Linked DNA regions of Homo sapiens: region 2 is linked to region 1. A link is an interaction called in ENCODE POLR2A ChIA-PET data of the cell type or tissue named here. Cell type or tissue: B cell. All regions are shown on one strand. Each heading gives the region's core, and the rest is flanking DNA. Links, peaks and the distances in the headings are about the cores only.

Evidence for each region. Peaks named below come from ENCODE experiments on the same cell type or tissue, not always from the same donor. Only the 100,000 strongest peaks of a DNase experiment are listed, where the experiment ranks them.
Region 2: POLR2A ChIA-PET joins it to region 1 with 8 read pairs; 2 of 35 experiments call an interaction of 5 or more read pairs at or near these places.

What each region holds. Positions count from the first base shown.
Region 1 is chr5:68,191,100-68,203,309 of GRCh38, reverse strand. It overlaps LINC02219 (long intergenic non-protein coding RNA 2219), which reads right to left. Exons shown (of 3, transcript NR_105003.1): 2 at 6,821-6,940; 3 at 4,903-5,120. Among named protein-coding and RNA genes, the nearest start is that of LINC02219, 7.3 kb to the right of the region's middle. RefSeq lists an enhancer at 9,212-9,751. In B cell, for the core only: no CTCF peak of the experiment used is centred there; a DNase peak (open chromatin) is centred at 6,229; H3K27ac peaks cover 1,037 bases.
Region 2 is chr5:67,068,590-67,080,799 of GRCh38, reverse strand. The region is part of intron 5 of MAST4 (microtubule associated serine/threonine kinase family member 4); the gene reads right to left. Among named protein-coding and RNA genes, the nearest start is that of MAST4-AS1, 71 kb to the right of the region's middle. In B cell, for the core only: no CTCF peak of the experiment used is centred there; no DNase peak of the experiment used is centred there.

The sequences.
Region 1 (12,210 bases), core at 3,142-8,141:
AGAAAGAAAGAGGGCTTTTACATGAATGGTTTTATTTGACGCACCAGCCCTGGGTGGTAAGCAGAGCATGTATCATGATTTTCATTCTATAGATGAAGAAAAAGACTTGGGAAAACTCCATGGTTTGGCATAGGTGGGAAGCAACAGAACCAAATCTACCCTTGGGTCTTCTGACTCTTCGAGCAGCACGTGCTGCCTCACTGTCTGATGATTCTTCCATCTGGGTTAATGTGCTCCTTATTCTAAATCCGTGTTGTGTTCCTTCCAGGTAACTTTCAGTCTAACTTCTGTAATTATTAACTGACCTATCATTACCACAAACCTAGGATAAATTTTGAAAGGGCCCAAAAAGGCTTTGGGCTAATTAACACAGAGTTTCAGACCTCTTGGATCACCTAATCTCTCTACTTCAGGAATATTGAACTATAGAATTGGCAAGTGCTACATATATCTAATTTAACTGTTTTTCAGATAAGAAAACCAAGACCCTTATCTCTATAATACAAAGTTAGTTAATGCTTCAAGTCACACAGCTAGTTAGTGACAGAACCATGAGAAGAACCTAAGTCTAAATCCAGGTCCATGGTATACACCTGTAGTCCCAGCTACTTGGGAGGCTGAAGCAGGAGGATGGCTTGAGGCTAGGAGTTCAAGGCCGCAGTGAGCTATGATTGTACCACTGCACTCTAGCCTGACAGAGTGAGACCCTGTCTCTGAAAAAAATATATATAGTAAAATAAAAAATAAATCCAGGGCCTGGCATGGTGGCTCATGCCTGTAATCGCAACACTTTGGGAGGCCGAGGCGGGCAATCACAAGGTCAGGAGTTCGAGACCAGCCTGACCAATATGGTGAAAACCCATCTCTACTAAAAATACAAAAAAATTAGCCAGGCGTGGTGATGCATGCCTGTAATCCCAGCTACTCAGGAGGCTAAGGCAGGAGAACTGCTTGAACCTGGGAGGCAGAGGTTGCACTGAGCCGAGATTGCGTCACTGCACTCCAGCCTGGGTGACAGAGCGAGACTCCATCTCGAAAAAATCAATCAATCAATCAATCCAGGCCTCATTGTTCTAGCTCATGGCCTCACTGTTATCATTCCAGTTTAGCTAATGCCTGGGAAATACCTGCCAAATATGGCAGGCACCATTGACTTATTGAAGAAAAGATTTATGACTTGTATACATGATTACAGGACTGTCAACAATACCCTTGTAAAAGATTAATAATCTTGTACAAAATTTGGGCACCATGCCACATGAAAAACAGGAGGAACCAGGCAGGTTGATGTTGCAATCCAAGGCAAAACTCACTTAAACCTGAAATGCTATAAAATACTCTATCACATAATTTTACCATACGACTGTGGCAGAGGAGTTGGCAATTACTGCTCTTTTTTCAGTCACTGAATTTGGAGGGAAAAGAGAATACACATCTGTTCCTAAGCCCTTTACCTGTCCGGGAGTGTTTGCACACACCATCATTTCCACCACCATCACCACCTCCATTCGCCAATCCATATTGGGTCCCATTAAAATGATATGTTAATATTTCCCTAATTCCCATACCAATTTCCATGTAATACTATAAACCTGGTATTACTACATACAAAATAGCCAAAACCAGCCAGACACAGTGGCTCACACTTGTAATCCTGGCACTTTGGGAGGCCGAGGTGGGTGGATCACCTGAGGTCAGGAGTTTGAGACCAGCCTGGCCAACATGGCGAAACCCTGTCTCCATTAAAAATAAAAAATTAGCCAGGCATGGTGGTGCGTGCCTATAATCCCAGCTACTCGGGAGGCTGAGGCAGGAGAATTGCTTGAACCTAGTAGGGGCGGAGGTTGCAGTGAGCCGAGATTGCGCCACTTCACTCCAGCCTGGGTGAAAGAGTGAAACTCCATCTCAAAAAATGATAATAACAGTAATAATAAATAAATAAATATCCAAAACCTAGCGTTCTCCCTAACACGAGGCTCAGTACTTTGGCAGAGGTGGCTTCGCCAAGTTTTTCTTTTTCGTACTTTCTTCAGAAACTTCTTGGCTTATCAACAAGTTACCTTGCAGAAGGCTGCAAGATCATTTGGCTTTAGAGTCAAAGTAATACCATGCAAGTGGCCACTAGAGTCAATAGTTTGAGGTGGGCCAAGTTTGTGTGTTTTTGCTCTGGTAAAAAGATTTGACAATATCTATGATTACAGGTAGAAAGTTCACAAATAGAGGAGTGCTTTATACATAGTAATTCATTTAGTCCCTACAAACAACCTATGAGGTAGATGTTTTACAGATAAGAAAATTGTGGCACAAAGAGATTAGTAAGCAGGTAGAACTGAGTTTTGAACTCAAGCAAATCGGCTCTAGACAGCATCCTCTAAACCTGGCGTCTGTAAACTACACTCTGCAGGCCAACTCTGGCCCACCACCTGTCCTTTAAATGACTTTTGAAGTTGTCTGTGGCTGCTTTTCTGCTACCATGGCAGAACTGAGTAATTGCAATAAAAACTGTATGACCCACAAAGCCTAAAATATTTACTATCTGGTTCTTTACAGAAAAAGTTTGCTGACTCTTGCAGTAAATTATACTGGAAAATAATAGGGACTGTCCTTCTCCCGCTTTAAAAAATAAAAATGCAGAGCAGGTGTGGTGGCTCATGCCTGTAACCCCAGCACTTTGGGAGGCTGAGGCGGGTGGATCAACTGAGTCAGGAGTTCAAGACCAGCCTGGACAACGTGGCAAAACCCGATCTCTACTAAAAATACAAAAATTCGCTAGGTACAGTGATGGATTACACTGAATGAGAGGTGCAGGCCAGGACTAGGACTCAATTCTGCAACCCACAGATCTGTTATGTTTCAGTTTCAAGTTTCAGTTAGTACCATGGCAGGGATTTGTTGAAAATGAGTTAGGAGCAAAACTGGAAAGAATGATAGATACCATCCAGTGGATGAAGAATGAAGTTAAAGTTAAGTACAGGGGGGCCAAAAGGAAGGAAACAGGGACTGTGCTGATAATTGGGGCACAACAGCCCCCAAGACAAACTATATCTGCTTCACAGCTTTGTCAAGGGCTAGCCCTGGCAGGGCCACTCAAGCCTGCTTGGACTCCTAGTCTCTGACTTCTGTTTACACTGATGTGCATTGTCTACTGGACACTTAAGAATGGATTATTTTATAAATGTCATTAGCCATATATATGTTCAGTCCTAACTAGATTATAAATTCCTTGAGGGAAAGTCCATTTAAGTCATGACCACATGGGGTATGGTCTGTCTCTCTTTCCTGCAGGAGAAGGCTGTACACTGGGAAGTCAGAAGGAAAGTATTGGCCTGATTATTTCCTTACATTTTTCAATGTCCTTCCACAAGAAGGCTCATAAGAGATCTTTATTTGTGATCATTTTCATCACCAGTAGTGTGCATAGCCCTCATTTCATCTTAGAGCTTCAAAAGAATACATATTGAGACCAGCTTCTTTATGACTTGTCATCTCACATGTTCTCCTTTATTTCTAAAGGAACAAAGTACATATTTTCCCAAATGCAATTGAAATTTCAACTCCTGCTATTTCTTTTAGAGCTTTGGAGAGTCTTAGTGTTAATCAAATGAAAATGAAAAGAACTAGAATTTGTTATATAATTTTCCATCTACAGAAATGCAAATGATATTTAAAATTAGGATAATTTCAGAACTAGTGCATTGCTTTGTTGAAAGAATCAGTTCAAACATCATAGTTCATATCATAGACAAATGCAAATCTCTTGGCATACATCATTATCAAATATAAAATTTTTAAAAATTTGGAAATTTCAGCTGCCTTAATAATAATTAAAAAAAAAATCCACTAGTTCAGGGAGATGAAATATTTTGCATAACTATCAGCCTTTTTAGGATTGTCTTCAGTTAGATCTTGAGGATCACACATGTTAATTTACTTAGTTGGGATGTAATGGCAAACTTGCATGTTTTGCTCAGTCCCTGCTCTTTTGGGTCTTGCAAATCAAGTCCTAAGGGAATCCCCTGAGACTATCAAGGGGGGTATCCATTTTGGCCACAGTTCAGTAACATATATGAATCAAAGTGGGATAGTTACAGCTTTTTCCCCAGCTCCGACTTCCTGGCTACAGTGGATTGGTCTGAAGAAGGACAGATAGTCTACTTGAGTTTCTACCCCAGGATTTTAGGTTTTGTACTGAAAGAGTTAAGATTGTTTCCCTCTGATGTCTGAGCTCTAGGGCTTAAACCTCAGGAGCTGTCACTTGTCATATTTTTGTTCATGTTAAGAAGAAAAGTGATGGGAGCTAGTTTCTGAGAACAGAGAAAGAAAAACAAAGCAGATGCACAAGAGAAGAAGAGCTGGGGAGAGGGAACTGTGAAGTCATGAGTTCGTGATTCTAGCTTTTCCTTAACTCTAGCCACAGATTTATTCTTATATTCCATAAGATACCTTTATATTCTTATAATAATGTTATTTTTGTTTAAACTCATTGGAGTGTGGTTTCTGTTACTTGGCATTAAATATCTTCAGAAATACATAATAGACCGGGTGCAGTGGCTCACGCCTGTAATCCCAGCACTTTGGGAGGCTGAGGTGGATGGATCACCTGAGGTCAGGCATTCAAGACCAGCCTGGCCAACATGGTGAAACCCTGTCTCCACTAAAAATACAAAAAATTAGCTGGGGGTGGTGGCGGGTGTTTGTAATTCCAGCTACTCGGCAGGCTGAGGCAGGAGAATTGCTTGAACCCAGGAGACGGAGGTTGCATTGAGCCGAGATAACACTACTGCACTCCAGCCCAGGTGACAGAGTAAGACTCTGTCTCCAAAAAAAAAAAAAAAAAAGGAAATACATAATATCAAAAATTTTAAAGAGAAGATGAAACAAATAGTTTTGCTAAGAAAGTAGTTATACTTTATGAGAAGTTTATTTTCTTATCAATAAGCTTCTTCAAGTTACAATCGAGGGCTGATTAAGTAGGCCAATGACACGGACTTAGCATGTTCAATAGTTCAAGATTGAGTGAGTTCAAAGGTATTTTTATTGTTGCTTTTGTGGTTATTGTTGCTGTTGTGTGTTTTAATGAATAATCCTTAGCAAGGACTGGTAAATGAAGTACGGGTGACCTACAGAAAAGAGAGGTAAAGAACATGCATGACAAAATGAAAGCAAACCTCACATGCCCAAATGAAAACGTACCCTCACTCTAAACATTTCTGATTCTAGTCCTCGTCCCTGTATCAACAAGTGGCACAATTATCCATCTTGTGTGAGCAGAACACTGATAGTCATTTGCTCTCTTTTTTCCCATTATAGAATCCATCATTTCATCATTCTGCCAGTCTCAGTGTTTTAACCAACTAAAAATCTTGTAAATATATGTATGTTTTTCATCTCCGTTGATGCTACCCTAATCCTCACCTGCACCATTTATCAATAGCAGTCACTGGCTAGACACAGTGGCTCATGTCTATAATCCCAGCACTTTGGGAGGCCGAGGCGGGTGGATAACCTGAGGTCAGGAGTTTGAGACCAGCCTGGCCAACATGGCGAAACCCCATCTCTACTAAAAATGTGAAAACTAGCTGGGCGTGGTGGCAGGCGCCTGTAATCCCAGCTACTTGGGAGGCTGAGGCAGGAGAATCACTTGAACCAAGGAGGCAGAGGTTGCAGTGAGCCGAGATTGTGAGATTGCACTCCAGACTGGATGACAAGAGGGAAACTCCATCTCAAAAAAATAAAAATAAAAAAATAGTTGTCACTGAATTGGTCTCCTTTTTGAACTCTCAATCACTAGCATTGATAACTCCATGGTTCTAGCCAGAGGATGCTTTTTGAAATGTAAATCTGGAAATGGCTTCCAACTCCCTCTAAAGATTCATAGCATACATATTATCTTCAAACATTTTAGTGACTTCTCATTGCTATAGGTCAATGATTCTCACCCTTGTTTTCATGATAAAATCACCTGAAAGCTTTAAAAAAAATACTTATGCCTGGTTCTCACTTCCAGAAGTTTGGATTTGATGGTTCTGGAATGGGATCCTTTAATCAGTATTTTAAAATGCTTTGTAGGTGGTTCTGACATGTAGCCGAAGTTGAAAATAACTGCTCTAGGCATACAGGCCAGAATCCTGATCACAGGCTTACACAATCTTGCCCCCGCTTACTTCTCTTCGCTCGTCACATATCACACCCCCATCCTCTGTTCTCCAGCCATGCTGGTCTTCTTTCGGTTCCTCAAAATCACCACACTCCTTCCTGCTGCTGACTGGGCTTCTGAGCATGTTCTTTCTGTGGAGAACATCCCTGCTTCTTCCGATCTCAGCTCTGCACCACTTCCTTAGGGAAGCCTTCCTTGATCTCTCTGACTAGGTAAATTCCAGGTCCTGGGGTCATCAAACTCTGCACCTTTTCCTTGTGGCATTTGTCACAGTATAGTTTTATATTTATATGTAACTCTTTGAATAATGTTTGTCTTCCCCACTAGAGTATAAACTCCGTGAGGGCAGGGACCATGTTGCCTTTACTCTCCACTGTTATCTCTGCTCTCTATTCTACATTGGGAATGAAGGAGACTCTCTATGTGTTGAGTGATCAAGTGAGCAGTTCGTGATGGGGAGGGTAATGATTACTGAGGGTATTACCGAGGGTAGCCCAGCTGGTTGAGGAATTAAAATTCAGCACCGGCCAGGCGTGGTAGCTCATGCCTGTAATCACAGCACTTTGGGAGGCCAAGGCGGGTGTATCACCTGAGGTCAGGAGTTCGGGACCAGCCTGGTAAACATGGAGAAACCCCCCTCTCTCCTAAAAATACAAAAATTACCTGGGCATGGTGGCCTGCGCCTGTAATCCCAGCTACTCGGGAGGCTGAGGCAGGAGAATCACTTGAACCTGGCGGGGGCGGAGGCTGCAGTGAGCCGAGATCATGCCACTTTACTCCAGCCTGGGCGAAAGAGTGAAACTCGGTTAAAAAAAAAAAAAAAACAACTAATCAGCACCAAGATGTTTATTACAAAACCAATAAAAATATTAAAGGGAAACCCAAGTCTTGAGCGGAATGGACAGTACGAAACTCTAAGGGACATGTGGTTGATGGTTAGGGGAGAGGGTGGAAAAAGGCTCTGGAGAGCGGAAGATCTGGAGGGGAGGCCTCTGACCCAACTGGATCTGGTCTTCCATTTATCCCCTGTAGTATTCTACCTGAGACGCAAGGGGTATGGTCTGAAAGCAGAAAAGAACCTTTGCCCAGTATTCCCATAGGACTTGGCAGTGCAAGGCAGCACCTCTATGGGATCACTGGGCCAGGCTGTGTGTTTGTTTGGGTGACAGAGAGAGGACTCACCCAGCAAAGAAACACCTAGTTTGGTAGTTAGTCTTGGAACCACACTCCCTACTTTCAAATCAAAGTGACCTTAGGACAAGTTACTTATGTTCTCTGTGTTTCTGTTTTCAAATTCTAGCATGGGGATAATAACAGTAACTACCTCACTGCATGTCTAAAGATTATATGGATATAGTCTCTTTGGCATAGCAGTTAAAAATTTAATGAATTCTATCTAAAACAAGCACAAAGATCCTTCTTCAACCATTGTTTTTACAGTTTTATTTCTACTCTAAGAACTCTGCCATGTTTTCCACTTTTGCTTCTGTGTTGGTAGAGCTGCAGTTGGAGCCCGGGTAATTGCATGCTATTAACCTCAACAGCACACAGCCTCCACCATGCAAGCCAAACTTGCTAGCATCCATGAGTAAAAGCTACTGGTTTCTGAATAAGACCAAAGTGAAGCACATTTATGATTCCTGAATTTCATATAAATCATAATTGTGCAGATGATTTGCCTTCGAGCTGCAAACACCAAAATGTGATTGATGTCTGAGAATGTCTGTGAAGCTTTGCTGTAACTCCAAGCCCTATTAATACCTCCGATGACAAGTCTATTAATTCATGAAGTGAAGATGGAGAGCTCGCACCAGCATTCCTTCCTAGGATGGTCACAGAATCAGTAATGTTACATAGAACATCCTCCCTTTGGTTTCATGTTATGAGTGTACATTGTATTCCATACAGGGACAGGGATAAGGGATAATGGGGCAGGGATAAGGGGGGCATCCCATTTATTTGCATGCCCCAAAATGAAATGCTCTGAGCAAAGAGTAAATCCTAAGGAGAACTGGGTACACCGTACATATTTGGTAAAACAGGGTTAACCAGAAAATCATTTCTATTACAAACACACAAATTCTATGAAATTTCAATTTGACTAGTGCTCAACGGAAAAGGAGTGTGATAGTTAGCTTTATATGTTGACTTAACTGACCATGGGATGCCCAGGTATTTGGCCAAAGATTATTCTGGGTATTTCTATGAGGGTTCTTTTGGACAAGATTAACATTTGAATCAGTTGACTCAGTAAAGTAGATTGCCCTCCTTAACGTGGATGGGACTCATCCAGTCAGTTGAAGGCTGAATACAGCAAAAAGGCTGGTGCTACCATGTGTAAGAGGGAATTTCCTTCTGGCTGACTACCTAGAGTTAGAACATTAGTTTTTTCCCCCACTGCATTCAGGTTCTAACAGAAACATTGGCTCTTTCTGGGTCTTCAGCCTGCCAGCATTTAGACTAGACACACCATCAGCTCTTCTGGTTCTCAGGCTTTGGACTCAGACTGGAACTATACTATCAGGTATCCTGGATCTCCAGCTTGCTCACTGCAGCTCTTGTAATGTGCCAGCTTTCATAATCACACGAGTCAATTCCTTAAAATAACTCTCTTGCCCCCTACACTCACACCACACACCACACACACACACACACACACACACACACACATCCTATTGGTTCTGTTTCTCTGGAGAACACTGACCAATACAAGGAGCTTAGAAGGTTTTTCTGCCTTAGTAAATACAGGAGGTCAAATGTTATCGAACTTTTTTTTTTGGTAATGAAGACTCAGAGTATTTTGGAGAAATACTAAACATTGTGAACCTGAGTCATTCCCCATACAATGGTGTTAGGAAAAGAAGCGGAATTAACATGTACTGAGTGCTCACTATAAGCCAGACATTCACACAAACATCAATTCAATGAATTGACTTAAAGAAATGTTGACTGACCTAAGAAATTAGTTCCATATACTAGCTCTATTATTCACCTTTCCTAATAAATATGAAATTTTCCAAATTGAAAAAGTCTTGAATATGGTCCTGATACAAGCTAAGGAAAGAGCCTTCTTTAGTTAAGGGAAGCTTGGCAAACTTCAAAGGAGAAGGTGTGATTTCTTTTCTTTTGTTAATCAACTGGGTGATCACTTTAAAAATACTATACTTCCTGACAAAACTGCATCATTGTGATGCAAAATAGATGACTTGGCATTTTGCATTCCTGACCCCAAAGGGCTGGAACGACGTCTTACATCAAAGTATGATGGGTTGCCCCCTGGAAATACAATGGATCACTGTTGCAGGTTTAGGCAGGCTCAGGGACATCTCCATTTCCTCACAGGCTTTTTGTAAATCACAGGAAGCCTTCTAGACTCAGCACTGCCCCAGACATAGAAACTACAAGATCTTATTGCAAGGCATGAAGAAAGGGTCAGGAAGTTAGTTTTTTTGACCTATATCTGAAGAGAGCAACTTGGAGTCCCACAGCCTCCTGGTGAGATCTTTCTGGGTCTTTTCTTTATCTGCCTGATGGAATAAATAGAAAGGTCAGGGAGGAAAAGAATTCTTGCTGAGATCAACAGGTTGGCAGAAGTATCACTTCCTCACCCTCATGTATAAAAATGACCTAACGCCCACAATGTCCCTGCAATTTTTGATAAAGTCATAACCCCAAACAGTAACCGAGAAAACAATATTTTGTTATGGACAAGAAACAATGCCTGGAATTGCTTTTGATAGCAAAAACCGCAAATACTTTGCACCAACATAATACAACTAGAGACCATACCTTTATCACTTGGTTAGGTCACTTAACTTCTCTGGGCTTCAGCTATGAAACTGGGGTGGGGTGAGGAGGGCTGGGAGGTACAAGGTAAAGGGTGGGACTACAGGATTTCTGAGACTCCTTTACCTTGGGAAAAAAACCAAGGTTTTCTATTATCTATATATATAGTTGTATTATCAGCATGATAAGCCATCTAACTTATCAAAAGAAAAATTTGGCAGCCACAAAATCCCTCCTTCATGTGGATGGCAGGAGTTCATGGCTTGTCAGCCTTTGGTTCAGTTTAACAAATATTTGGCTGCATTTGCTGTAACACATACCCTGTGCTAGGTTCTGGAAGCACAAAATGAACTCAAAAACTACTGGGGTCTTTAGCTAAAGAGAATACATGCTGAGCTGTTTGCGAAGAAAAACACAAAAGCACATGTATGGCAGTTTAAAAATGTATCTGCAAGTTATTTGATACTCCTCCCATCTAGAGAGGTCCAATCTTAGTGACTCAATAGGAAACAGTTGAACCTTGTAGTGATGCTGTGTGATGTCTGAGGCTGGCTGGAAAAAGCCCTTGTCTGATTCTCTTGAGCCTTTCTGGAGAAAGTCTTCCGCCATGTAAAAAGTCTGATTACCCTGAGACAGCCATGCTGGTGTAGATACGCTTATTAGCCTCTGCCAAGCTCACTGCAGACATGTCAACTGCTGGACCTATGGCAGAGCTGGGCCTCAACTGCTGGACCTATGACAGTTGATCCTTATGTCACTGGAGCCAGAGTCAACATCTGACTGCAACTGCATGAGAGAACCCAACAGAGAGCTGCCTGGACTGAGTACTTCCTGAATTCCCAGAAAACCGTGAACAAAATGAAATGAAGGTTTTAAGCTACTGGTTTGGGGGAGTAATTTATTATGTAGTAATTGTTAACCAGTATGGTATCTTCAGTGATATTATTCTTAAGATAACTCATTCAGGCCCTGCGCGGTGACTCATGCCTGTAATACCAGCACTTTGGGAGGTCAAAGAGGGCGGATCACTTGAGGTCAGGAATTCAAGACCAGCCTGGCCGACACGGTGAAACCCCATCTCTACTAAAAATACAAAAATTAGCCAGGTGTGGTGACAGGCGTCTTGTAATCCCAGCTACTTAGGAGGCTGAGGCAGGAGAATCGCTTAAACCTGGGAGACAGAGGTTGCAGTGAGCTTAGATCACGCCACTGCACTCCAGCCTGGGCAACAGAGTGAGACCCTGTCTCAAAAAAAAAAAAAAAAAGAAAGAAAAAAAGATAAGTCATCCAGAATCAAAGTTAATACAGAAACATTTATATTTAATTATTTTCCCCAATGGTTATAGACTATGCTCAAGAAGAGAAAGATAACAATGGTGTAATTGACCTAAGAACCTCGTAAACTGGATCATGCAATGTTTTAAATGACTTTTTTTTTAAGTATAACCTTGAAAAGCAGCTTAAGTTTCTTCAAACTAGAAATATATTCATGGAACATAAGTATTCTGAAAAAACAATATTCAATTTAAGAAAAATAAAACAAAGATGACCCTTTAAATTACAGCTACAGTTGTCTTATTTCACATTATCAGTGCTTTTCAGAACAACTGAATTTTTTGTTTTTGTTTGAAAAAAAAAAGTTATCCTGAGACTTTATTTACTCTAACCACAGTGAAACACATTCTGGTCTGGTGATCAGAGGAAAAATACAGGAAGATAAGCATAGACTCCTGCCTCCCACCCCTCCAGCCAGATTGTGTGGCACATGCTCCTCCCATGTTAAATTCATAGAGATTTTCAATACTATAAGAATTCAAGTACTCTGTTCAATTAAAGGGTGGAGCATGATCCATTTCCCAAGAATAGTAGCTTCATGACTCTATGGACAGAGCGCTTGTCTAAAGATGCAGGCTCTAGTCACTGCAGAAAATGCACTCTAACAGGTGACAATTTGAGGGCCTACCTGAGAAAGCAGCTAAAATTGCCTCTTTATTTTGGTTTCTCTGTTTGCTAAGTTGTAATTACAGCCCTGACCAACCTTAAGAGTCACTGTGACCCCCTCAGGGCTGAGTTTGCACAAAGTCTCCCTCCCATAGTACAAGGGGAGCTGCTTAGGGGGCAGGAGGCAGGGAGAGGTCCATTCCCCATGGTAGGGCTTGGGGGATGTAGTTGCCCCCTCCCTCTCCCTGTCTCTTGTTGTTCAAAAAAATGATCTTAAACTACAAAAAAAAAAAAAAAAAAAAAAAAAAAAGAAAGAAGGAAAGAAA
Region 2 (12,210 bases), core at 3,146-8,145, 1.1 Mb after region 1:
CTTGCTTTCATTTTTTTTGAGGCAGAATGCCTATTATACGGTCCATGTAATATTATAATATTTAAAATTATTAGGACAGTTAAAATCAAGGCACGGGATCTAGATTCAACAACTGATTATCAGAAGCAAAACTAAGAGTATTCACTCTAATTCTTATCATTCCTTCTTGCATAAAACATAATTTGCCTTTATACATAATAGGAACATGGCCTTTCCGGTCCTTTCATTTATGTTCTGTACATGCATCCATGATATCTTTAGTAGACAATCTGAAAATAATTGATAAGTGTGATTAGTGGAGCTTGTTTTAAGCCACACACAACTCTTGAGATTCTGTATGCACAAATGTCAACCTTCAGAGAATCACTACCTTACACAGCCACAGTTACTATTGCAAGGTGTTGAATCCTTCAGGTATTCTGGGACGAACTGAGATGGGAGAAAAAAAGTTGTGATTATTCTCTTAAAGAACATGACAGGGTCTTTAAATCCCTCTTTGAATGAAAAAGTAGGTACATAAAAGGCACATATTTAAAATTTTTAAATCATTTGGAAAGCACTTATGCAGAGTTAATATATGCTGGACACTTTGCTAGGGCCAGAAAGTCAAAGACAAATGATACCCGGGGCTTCCTTCAAGTGATCTTGGCAGTGACAATGGATGCAATGGAATGCTAACCTTTCTGAAGGCTGTGTTTAATGAAGCCAAAGCTTCGTATTCTGAGAATACTCAAGGGGTTAGAAATGGTGAATTATTTTGTACGTCAGGTCAGGTGTGACGACTCTAAGGCAGACTAGCGCTAAGAAGCTGGACAGTAAAGTACTGCCACTTTTCCCTCCCCTTTTGCAGACCCCTGGTAGCCTTTGCAGAAAGAAGGCTGAATCAGACCATCCCTGACCACAAGCCTCTAACCCATGAGGCAAGGAAGAGAGACCCAGCATGTGGAACTTTGTGTTCATGGTGGTAAGGATAAATTAAGGAAGATGTGAATTCAGAGAAAATAATGGATAGCTTTGCAGGGGCAACCTTCGATCTGCATCTAGAAGGAAAAGTGAAAGGAAAGGAGGCTTTGAGGCAGAGGAAAATGAAGGGACAGAGTCCCAAAAATGAACTGCACATTTTTACATGTTTTAATTTTTATTACAAGAGCAATGATATATACATGGAAAAAAATTCAAATGATTCAAGTAGACATACGATAAAGCCAAAAAACCTCTCTCAACCTCTGACTGTTATTCACTGGTTCATTCAAACACTTGTGTCAGGCTCTGTACCAGACTTTGCGTCCCCACCTCCACCTCCCCATGCCCAGTCCTACAATTCAGAAGTGACCTCTTTTGATAGGGTATGTACCTATCTAGAAATATGTGTATATTCACAAGCATATGTGTATAAAAAAATTCCTCCCAAAATACTACATCAAATATAATGCTCTATTATTTATATAAAGTTCTATATTTGCTATTTTTTAATTATCTATAACTTTCTGTGTTAGCCCATCTAAATCTCTATTATCACCTTTCAGCACCAAATATCCCAATATTTCAGTTAGCATCATTTACTTAGTATTTTATGAATGAATATTTATACTAATTTTAGTGTTTTGAAGATTCAATGAATATCTTCTAAATATTTACGTACTTCCAAGAGCTAAATTCCTATGAGCAAAACTTTGGGTACAGTTGAGTACAGTGCACTTTTCACTTTGGTCCTTCTCGCTAAATTGCTCTCCAAAGACACTGCACTGATATTTTCACTAGTGACATATAGGATGCTGTCTACCTTCCACCTTGCCAATACTAAATTTTTTCAGATTTTGGTAATTTGACAGATAACATCAGATTGCCATATATATATATATATATATATATATATATATATATATATTTATATAAAAATATATAAATATATAAATATATTTATATAAATATATATTTATATAAATATATAAATATATTTAAATATATAAATATAAATATAAAAATATAAATATAAATAAATATATTTAGATAAATATAAATAAATATATATATTTAGATAAATATAAATAAATATATATTTAGATAAATATAAATATAATATAAATAAATATTATATATAAATATATAAATATAAATAAATATAATATAAATATAAAATAAATATATATAAAGATATAAATATAAATATAAATATATAAATATATATTTCCAGCTTTATTGACTTGACAAAAATTGTACATATTTAAGGTGTACAATATAATGTTTTGCTATACAATTATAAAATGATTACCACAATCAAGCTAATTAACATAGCCATCACCTCATATAACGTTTCATGTTTCTTCAGATGATTATGAGTGAAGCTGAGCATCTTTTAATGTTAACTGACGATTTGTGTTTCTTTTTGTACAAACTACCCAGAGTTTGTACTTCATTCCACTGAGTTCTTCTGTTAGTCTTTTATTGTTACTTTTTTTTTTTTTTCACATCAAGGCAACCCTGTCAATATATTGAAGACTGGTTTTCTCATCTGTGTTTATCTTTTAATGTTACTTATGGTAACTTTTCTGTGGAAAAGTTTTTATCTAATCAAATTTGTCAACCACTTTCCTTTATGGCTTTTAGGTGTTTTATCTGTTTGGAAAGGCCTTCTTCAATCCCAAATTATTTTCCAAATGTATCCACATTTTTTTCTAGTTATTTATTTATTTATTTTTGAGAGAAGAGTTTTGCCCTCGTTGCCCAGGCTGGAGTGCAATGGCGCGATCTTGGCTCACTGTAACCTCTGCCTCCCAGGTTCAAGCGATTCTCCTGCCTCAGCCTCCCTAGTAGCTGGGAATACAGGCGCCTACCTCCACGCCCAGCTATTTTGTTGTATTTAGTAGAGAGGGGGTTTCACCATGTTGGTCAGGCTGGTCTCAAACTCCTGACCTCAGGTGATCCACCCATCTCGGCCTCCCAAAGTGCTGGGATTATAGGCATGAGCCACTGCACCTGTCCTTTTCCTAGTACTTTTATGGTTTAATTCATTTTTTAAAATCTATATGGGGCTTATTTCTTATAAGGAGCAAGATAGCAGTCTGGCTTACCGCTTTTCCAAATGGCTAATCAATTGATTCAGGACAATTTATTGGCTTGAATAACCTACACTTCCTTCCAGTGATTTAAGCAAGACACACTTAAGTAAAGTGAAGTAATCTGATGTTATGGACGGGGAGTTGTAGGAAATTAAGGCAGAGCAGTGAATGGTGAGGAGCAAAGTGGATGGATGAAAGCGTAACTACAACAGTCAGGGGCCAGCTGGCAATACTCTTTAGGGCAGTACTCCAGGTGATTCGTCACCTGAGTGGGGCCCTTACTTTTATCAAGTACTCCAGGCGCTTCTTAGGCACAATAGTGTTTCTGAATCCTAGCTTTAGAACAGTGATCTTAACCTTGGCTTCACATTAAAATAGCCTAGGGAACTTAAAAAACCCCAAAGCCCAAGCCACACTGCAAACCAATTAAATCAGAATGGGGAGGGAGGTGGAGGGCAATCATCAGTCATTTTTAAAGCTTCCCAGGTGACTCCAGTGTGCATTCAAGTTTCAGAAACACTACTTTAGATTCTGCTGGAAAAAAAAAAGTGAATTTTACAGTTTAAGTTGTTCTCTACCATTACTCTGTATCAAAATCTCTGGGGAGCTTTTAAAAAGATATAGGCCAGACCAGGCCAGACACCTTAAGTTTCTGACTTAATTGGCCTTGGGTCTGGGTATGTCTTTAAGTTCCACATGTGACTCAAATGCACAGCCAGGCTTTAGAACCTACAGGGCAGTTAATTCTCCAACTGTAGAGTGTATCAGAATCACCTTGAAAATGTGTTAGACCACAGAGTGCTGGGCACCACCCCTCACAGTTACTTACTTAGTAGATCTGGGTTGGAGCCTCAGAGTTTGTATTGCTAACTAGTCTGTGGCGGTGGCGATGGATGCTGCTGCTCATCTGGGAATCACTTTAATAACCACTATACTCCCGTATGTCATGATGAACCATGAAATGTTTTACATTAGGTAAAAGACATAATTAAGTTCATGTCTTTCAAAAAAATGAGCTTCGATGTCTGAGAGAGATTTGATGGAGGTGGAGCCCAGGAAGTGCCAAAGCAGGCTCCCAGTTCTCTGTCACTGAAACATCCTGGAACCAGTGGCTGTGGCACTGGGGAGGGGGGTCAGGTATAAAACACTTTTCAGAGGGAAAGTGGGAGAGAGGGTGTAACAAAAAATGATACTGAGATTTCTAGTTTGAGTGACAAGGTGGATGATGTTGCTAATAACAGAGAGAATAAACAGAAATTGGAGAAAATAAATTTGTTATTGGGTAACAGCTGGATTTGAGGTGCTGGTAGGACACAATCAGATGGAGAGACTATTAGTAAACAGACACATGCATCTGTGTTCAGGAGAAAGGTTCAGACCCAAGAGAAAGCTGTGGGAAAAACTGGCACACGCATGAAAGAGAGGACCTTGGTAAAAGAGTTTATGCCACAATTAAGTGTGACAGAGAATGTGATCCAAGGGATTCCAATAGTTAAAATGGCACAAGAAGCAAAAGGAGCCAACAAGAACAGAAATACAGAAGCAAGCACCACAGGAAGCAAGAGAAGACAACTACTCAAGAAATTGGAAATGGTTCCTGGTATCAAATCCTGCAGGGTGCTCATGCTCAATTTTTTTTTTCTTTCCCAGAAAGAGGTCATTGGATTAGATTAGGCCACTGGGCAATCAAGGTGCATCTCCCACAGTGGAGCAGTAGAGTGGGATGGTGTCAGGCCTGAGTACATCACCAATTAATCATGGGCAATGTTACACCTGGACTAGTTTCCCAGGACTACTACAATAGGAATTCCTGGCTCTGTTTTACCAAGACATGTAATAAAGATAATAAATAACAAGATCTACATTTGGTTATTAATTAAATTATAATTTCAAAAATAAAAAAACTTCAAATGTTATAATAGCTAATCATTTCATAGTATGATTTTAAAAACTTAAAAATGTGCTAGCAAGTGGAACAATGTGTGAGATAATGCCTAAGGGAGTGCTTAGCTTTTATATTTTATGACATATAGTTACAGCAAAACAAAATTTTGACCTTTCCCCTATAGGCTAGCAGATTTATCATTTTGGAATCCTAATGGAGAACAATGTTTCTTAGGCCATTTTTAATTTACTTTTTTTTTCTAAAAGATAAAGATGACAAACTTCTGCTAAATAGTTTTGTAATATTTTACATTAATTAACTCAACTCCTCACCAATCACATTTTTATTCAGCAATGCATGTCATAAAAAAAACACTCCAAAGCCAGGTGTGGTGGCTCATGCCTGTAATCTCAGCACTTTGGGAGGCTGAGGTCAGTGGATCACTTGAGCCCAGGAGGTTCAAGACCAGCCTGGGTAACATGGAGAAACCCTGTCTCTACAAAAAAATACAAAAAGTTAGCCAGGCATGGTGGTACACGCCTGTAGTTCTCAGTTACTAAGGAGGCTGAGGTGGGAGGATCACCTGAGCCTGAGGAGTTCAAAGCTGCAGGGAGCCACGATCATGCCATTGCACTCCAGCTTAGATGACAGAGCAAAACTCTCTCTAAAAAGGAACGAAAAAAAAAAAAAAAAACTCATTCCAATCTTCATTCAGATCATACACTAACCTCCAGCAGACATATACATTTCTAGGTGGATGTTAGGTAAAAGATAGTAGCATATGCCCAGCACTACCATGGGGCTGACTAAGGACAAATTAGACTGAGGGGATAACTTTAGTACTGCTACTAATGTTGGAAAACGCTACACATAAAACTGTTTAACTGTTTTAGACTGAGGCAGATGGTGAGGGTGAAAGCAATATGCACATGAATTTTTCTGGTGAAACGTTTAAAATCCATAGGAAAAGAACTGCTCACCTTTAAAATAACTTTTTAAAATCTGACTCTAACAGATGATCATGGCAGAGGATCTGCAAAATACATTAAAGTATAAAAATGAAATCGATAATCCTAATGTAATATTGTAGTGTCTTTATTTTTTGACAGTGTATACACGTATATACAAATATACTTTCAAATTAGATCATAAACCATACTGTTTTGTGTCCTGCTCTTTATAATTAGGTTATAATTACAATCTTCCTATGCTATTAGATATTTTTCAAAAATGTGATTTTTAAATGGCTACAAATTATTCCATTATACAGATGGACTACAATTTAACCATCAATCTTCTTAGTATTTAATGTTTAGGGTGTTTCCAATTCTGTACTACTACAAATTAATGCTGCAATTAACATCCTAAAATATACATTTGAGTACTTTTCTGATTATTTCCTTAAATTATATTTCATAAAATGCAAATAATAGTTCAAGTCATGTGAACTATTTTTAGGGCTCTTGACATAAAGTATCAAGCTGCTCGCTAAAACCATTGTAAATTTACATTAATGTAGTGAAAATATCCATTTCAATATACCATCATCAGAAATGAATATTACCATGTTTGCTGTTTAATATTTGCAAATCAAGTGGAAACTGATGTCTCATCATTTTGATGTACATTTATTTGATTAATAAGAGGTTGAACTTTTCATCTGTTTATCTGTCATTTCTATTTCTTTTCTGAGATGTCCGTTCATGTCCTTTGCCTATTTATTTAGGGGGTAGTATTTTCATACGTTCATTAAAAAAAGCTCTTTATGACTTAACAATATTGATCTTCTGCCCATTATACTTCTTGTAGATATGTCCTAAGTTATTTGTTAGTGTATTAGTTTTGTTTACAGTATTTTTTAACTTACAGAATTTTAAATTTCTATTATCAATCTTTTCCTTTTAGTGATTTCTTCTACTTTTTCATACTCAGAAATTATTTCTCCATCCTAAATATATTAAATGTTCAACTATATATTAATTTTACTTTTTAGCATTTAATTTTTACAGGTAATTTAAAAGCCATATGAATCATTTTAGTATATATAGTATGAAAGAAGCTCACCTTAAGTATTTTTCATATACTTTTCCCAGTATCATCTGTTGATTAAACTATTTCCTTTGCAGTGGTTTGTGATGTTTTCTTCAACATATCTTCATCCATTCCTTCCTGTTCTTATTCATATATGAATGCTTGGATTGTCACTTTCTGATATGTGTTAATCTCAGGTAGGTCAGGTCCAACTCACTGATTTATTTGGCTAATTGTATCTACTGAGTTTTCTAGATGTACCTTGGGGTCATTACATCAAGTTACCACTGTAAGCATTTGTCATCTTTATGGCCTCCAGTTATCTTCTAAGCAACCTCCCTACGTAAGAGGAATTTCCCATATCGTGAGCCGAGTCCTGCCTCTGCAGGGCTGATGCCACCACCCACTTTTCCAACTTTCCTTGCAGTTAGAATATAGACTAGGTTTTTTTTGAGTTTTTAAGCTAAACTCAACTTTGGCTTGAAACAATGCAATAATAAGAAGACCTGCCAAAGAAATCAATTTTGATGACAGAAGTGGCAGTAGAGGCATTCCTTTTGGGGAGCATCAGTGTCAAGAGTTTCTGCAACCCAGAGAACAGGAGCAGCAGGAGCTGGACCTGCTCTGGCACAGTGCCATGGTGTGGGCTGGGTGTTCTTCTAGGGTATTTGGCCTCCAATGCTCACTCTCTGGTACTAATACTAATTCTGTGAGCTACCTAATATACTTTAATAATTCCTCCCCTGCTTAAACCAGACAGAGTGCATTCAGTGTTTGCAATAAAGAAAACAGTTAAACACACATATACATACTCATGAAAAGTCTAATTGAAAGTACCATCACAACTATAATTTGGGGAAAATAACAATATTTAGCCTTTTCTCCAATGAACAGGACACATCTTTCCATTATTCATAACAGTTTACTTTTCAAATAAAGTTTTGTTGTGTTTTCATAGCAATCCCTTTCAAGTCTTCTGGTTATTTCAAAGCATGATATTTTCTGCCCTTTTGGAGGGTGGGCAGTGGGGGTGGGGTTATGGGAAAAGGGCATGGAATGCTGTCACAGAATATCACTCCTTTCTCCCACTATCATTTCTTACTTGTCATAGTTGGTAATATACAACAGCATTAACTTCTATATATCCATCTTGTATACAACCTACTTCATTATTAATTTTAGAACTTATTCACTGAATTCTCTTGGATTTTCTAGATTCTTTATGTCATATGAATATAACAAATTTTACCATCTTTGAATTATATATTTTGTTTCCATTTTATGTGTTATCTGACTGCAAAGAATGTGTAGCATAAAGTGTTATATTAATGGGGAAAGATTTTAACAAAATGCTTCTGGTATTTCACTAAAGTAAGACATTGGCCATTAGTCTAAATTAGATGTCTTTCTACATTATGGATTTCTCAATTCATTCTCATTTTCTAAATAATTTTTAGCAGAAATGGATGTTTAATTTTATCAAGGGCTTTTTCAATGTCTATTCAGATGAACATTTGACACGCTGCTATGATGTATTAACAGTGTTTATAATATTAAACTAATCAGCACTCTTAGAATCCCAAAAATTCACAGTAAATAATTCTTACACTGTTCTACCAACTTTTCACATTTATATTTCAAAGTAAAGTTGGTAATTTTTTAATTCCTTGCTGGATGGTTACTTTTCTTTCTTCAGTAACATAAAAGGAAATAATTGCTTTTCATGCTAGTAAGTTTTATTCTAAAATGTTTAAAAAACACACATGCATGCATATTTTAATTAATGAGTTGAGAAGAAATACAGTATTTATTCTTATTTCCTCCCCCATGCCTCAAAGTAAGTTAAGGAACTTTGCACATGTGTGCTTCTGTCACCCTTGTCTCTGATCTTAATGAGTTCTAGATCTATATTGCTATTAGTGAATTATCATTTATACTACATTTTAAAGTATCTTTTTAAACTTTCATTTTCCTATCAATACTATAGTACTTTTATAACTCATCTTTCCAATTTAAGTTCATTTTAATTTTTCAGTCATCTTCTGTAAATCCTTTTTGTTTTTTTGAGATGAAGTCTCGCTCTGTCGCCCAGGCTGGAGCGCAGCAGCACGATCTCGGCTCACTGTAACCTTCGCCTCCCGTGTTCAAGCAATTCTCCTGCCTCAGTCTCCTGGGTAGCTGGGACTACAGGTGTATGCCACTATGCCCGGCTAATTTTTGTATCTTTAGTAGAGACGGGGTTTTGCCATATTGGTCAGTCTGGTCTTGAACTCCTGACCTCAGGTGATACACCCCGCCCCCCCCTTGGCCTTCCAAAGTGCTGGGATTACAGGCGTGAGCCACCACGCCCAGCCATCTTCTGTATATCTTTAAGTGACTTTTCCAGGAAAGATCCATGGACTGTTATTTTGTGTGTTCTTGAATATATGATTTTATCTATCTACCTCCCTCCCTCCCTACCAAATAGAGTTCTCTGGCCATTACATCATTATCTAGCAGTGAAAGGTATGACTGAGGTCAGCATGCGTTTTATTCCTTTGTTAGCAATTATTTTATTTTATTTTATTTCCTGTTCAGATAGTTTCGGTTGTTTGTAGGTCTTTCGCCTTCATTGCTTAAAAATTTAAAAGCCACAAGACTATTTCTAGAGCAGAGTTTTGTTTGTTTCCACTATTTGTACCGATTTTACTGTTAACCAACTTATCAAAGTCTTCAATGATAGTATTTTTGATCATTGACTTTGTTCCATTAATTTGGCTCCCCCACCAAAAAGGCATATTATTACAGATTAATAAATGAATCCCCAACTTATCTGATGTGGGATGTTTAATACTGGAAAGTATAGTTTCTTAAATTTCCTACAGAAAGATAATACTGTTGGGAGGGCAATGGATGGCTCTGATCAGCACAAAATGCGGCTTCTTTGTGGTGCGGGGTTGGGTGGTGACTGCCAGATATTCTGATTGTAGGGACAGGTATAAAGTCTCTGATGTCAGGGTATGCAGTCCAGGAAGGTGAAATCCACCTTCTGTCTCCTGCCTATCTTGCTATCATACTGTTTCTGTGGTCTAGCCATGAGCTGATTACTGACACAAGATTTTCTGTTGACACAGGTAACAGCATTCATTCCTACTCAAGATGTGAATGATCATTGGTATGTTCTTAGTTTCCAGTATTATAGCAGTTTTACAAATAAGGTGTGGTGGCAGATGTTATGGGTATTTTAATAAAAAGCAGAATGCATGATTAGCTATCAAACATAAACTCACAAGTCAACTGCTTATTCTGAAGTAAATAAAGGTCAGCAACTTAAATTTAGATATTGTAACTTCTACCCTGCTAGTAAAGACAACTTCAGGAAATGAATGGTAAGCAGAATTCAGGTTAGATAGGCACACTGCACTCGTGACAGAAATAGTTAAAGCCCACATCACTAGAAGAAATGAACATCCCTCATTTTTGTCAACAATAGGAACAGTAGGATGAAATAAACAGCTTCACAGAACCACTGACAGGGCAGACTGATACTGCTTATGTGAAATGTGTTGTCAGGGGAGGTATGTACATCTCTTGATGTTAAAAGTCCGCCTATGTCTCCAGAGAAGGGAGAAAAATTTGCATTTGGTCCTTCTCTTTTGGAAATCAAAACTGTCAAATGAAATGATAACCCACATTTCCTACTGAAATAATGGCATAAGAGCACCAAATGTGAATCAATTCACCTATTTTTTTTTCTTTCAATTTCAAGGATGCTGGAATGTGTGCATTCCCAAGCCAAATTACTGATCCCACAAGGAAGTGGGCTTTTTACCAATTAAGGAACTTGTTTCATTTCCTGCATTTGGCCTATTTAAGATGATTTGCATCTCTAAACACTGAAGTAGGGCATGTTCTTTTGCTGAGGAACACACACACACACACACACACACACACACACACACACTTTCTCTCAAAGCCTTCGAAACTACGTTCATTCCTTCAGACACTGGCCGGTCACTCTGGTAACTATTGCAGGACTTCCAGTACATTCCCACATGTGCAAAAATAGGCTTTAGGCCTAATTGTTCCAGCGGATAGATATAACTACCACAAACTGGGATGTGTTGCTTCTCCAGATAAACAAGGGGATACCTGGCCTTCAAAGTTCCTGGGAGGCACGGTCCACAGGACAACCTGTTTTCCTCTCAAAATTCCTTCCAAAGGGCACATCCATCCTCAGATGCTGATGAAATGCGGAGTGCATATCCAGAACATGCTGGGGGTCACTCGGGCATGCCCTCACATCTTATGTCTGTTGGGCCCAACCAGCTAACCCATTCTTTTATCTTTAATATTTTAGATGCTGAGAGTGTCATTTGTCATCAGACCTGGAATACTAAAAGCATGCCTCCAATGGAGAACACAAGGCAGGTATATATTAATCCTGAGAACACAGGGTGAAAGAAAATCTTCTTTAAAGCCAAAGAACTAGAAATATGAAGGTACAGCCTTAGAAGGAATATTTTAAAATTTTATATATATATATATATATATATATCCAATCTCCTCCTTTAACAGAAAAGGAAATTAAAGCCAAGTTAAGAGAATTGTTCAAAGTCATATTTGATTGTTAGCAGACCATGATAAAACTTTAAGAAAATTAACCTGAAATATAACTTCTTTATATCTAAGGATAAAAGATGAGCAGAGTCCATGTAATTAAATGCCAGTCTCTCTGTTCATCAACATCTGATACCTTAATACATGGACCACTTTAGAATGCTCATGCTTTGGGGACGTCCTTAGGTATACGTGTATCAGCGACTCTCCACCAACGAGAAGGGTGTCAGCAGGAGGGTCAGCGGAATACTTAGGAAATGCATGGTTTTTATTACAAAGGTTAGGAAGTTTTCCTCTCTCAGCCCACGTGTTTCTCAGGTGGGTGCCGTCTCCTGCTGACTATTCTTGACATGATTTAGTTGCATGAGACCTGTTAGCTTACTATTACCTTGCTTATCTCTTGACTACTATTTTAATGTACCACAGCAATATAGTTCATTCCTAAAATAATACTAGAATTTTTTCTATACTTAAAACATCCCATAAATGATAAATATCACAACAAAATGACTGTAAACAAAAAAAATGCCTGTATTTCTTTTTGGAAAAGTGAGGTTTCTTCCCACCCCACCACCACTATCTATTTAAGTGGGGGACCCAAGTTCTTTGACAGATAATATGGCTTGGCTGTGTCCC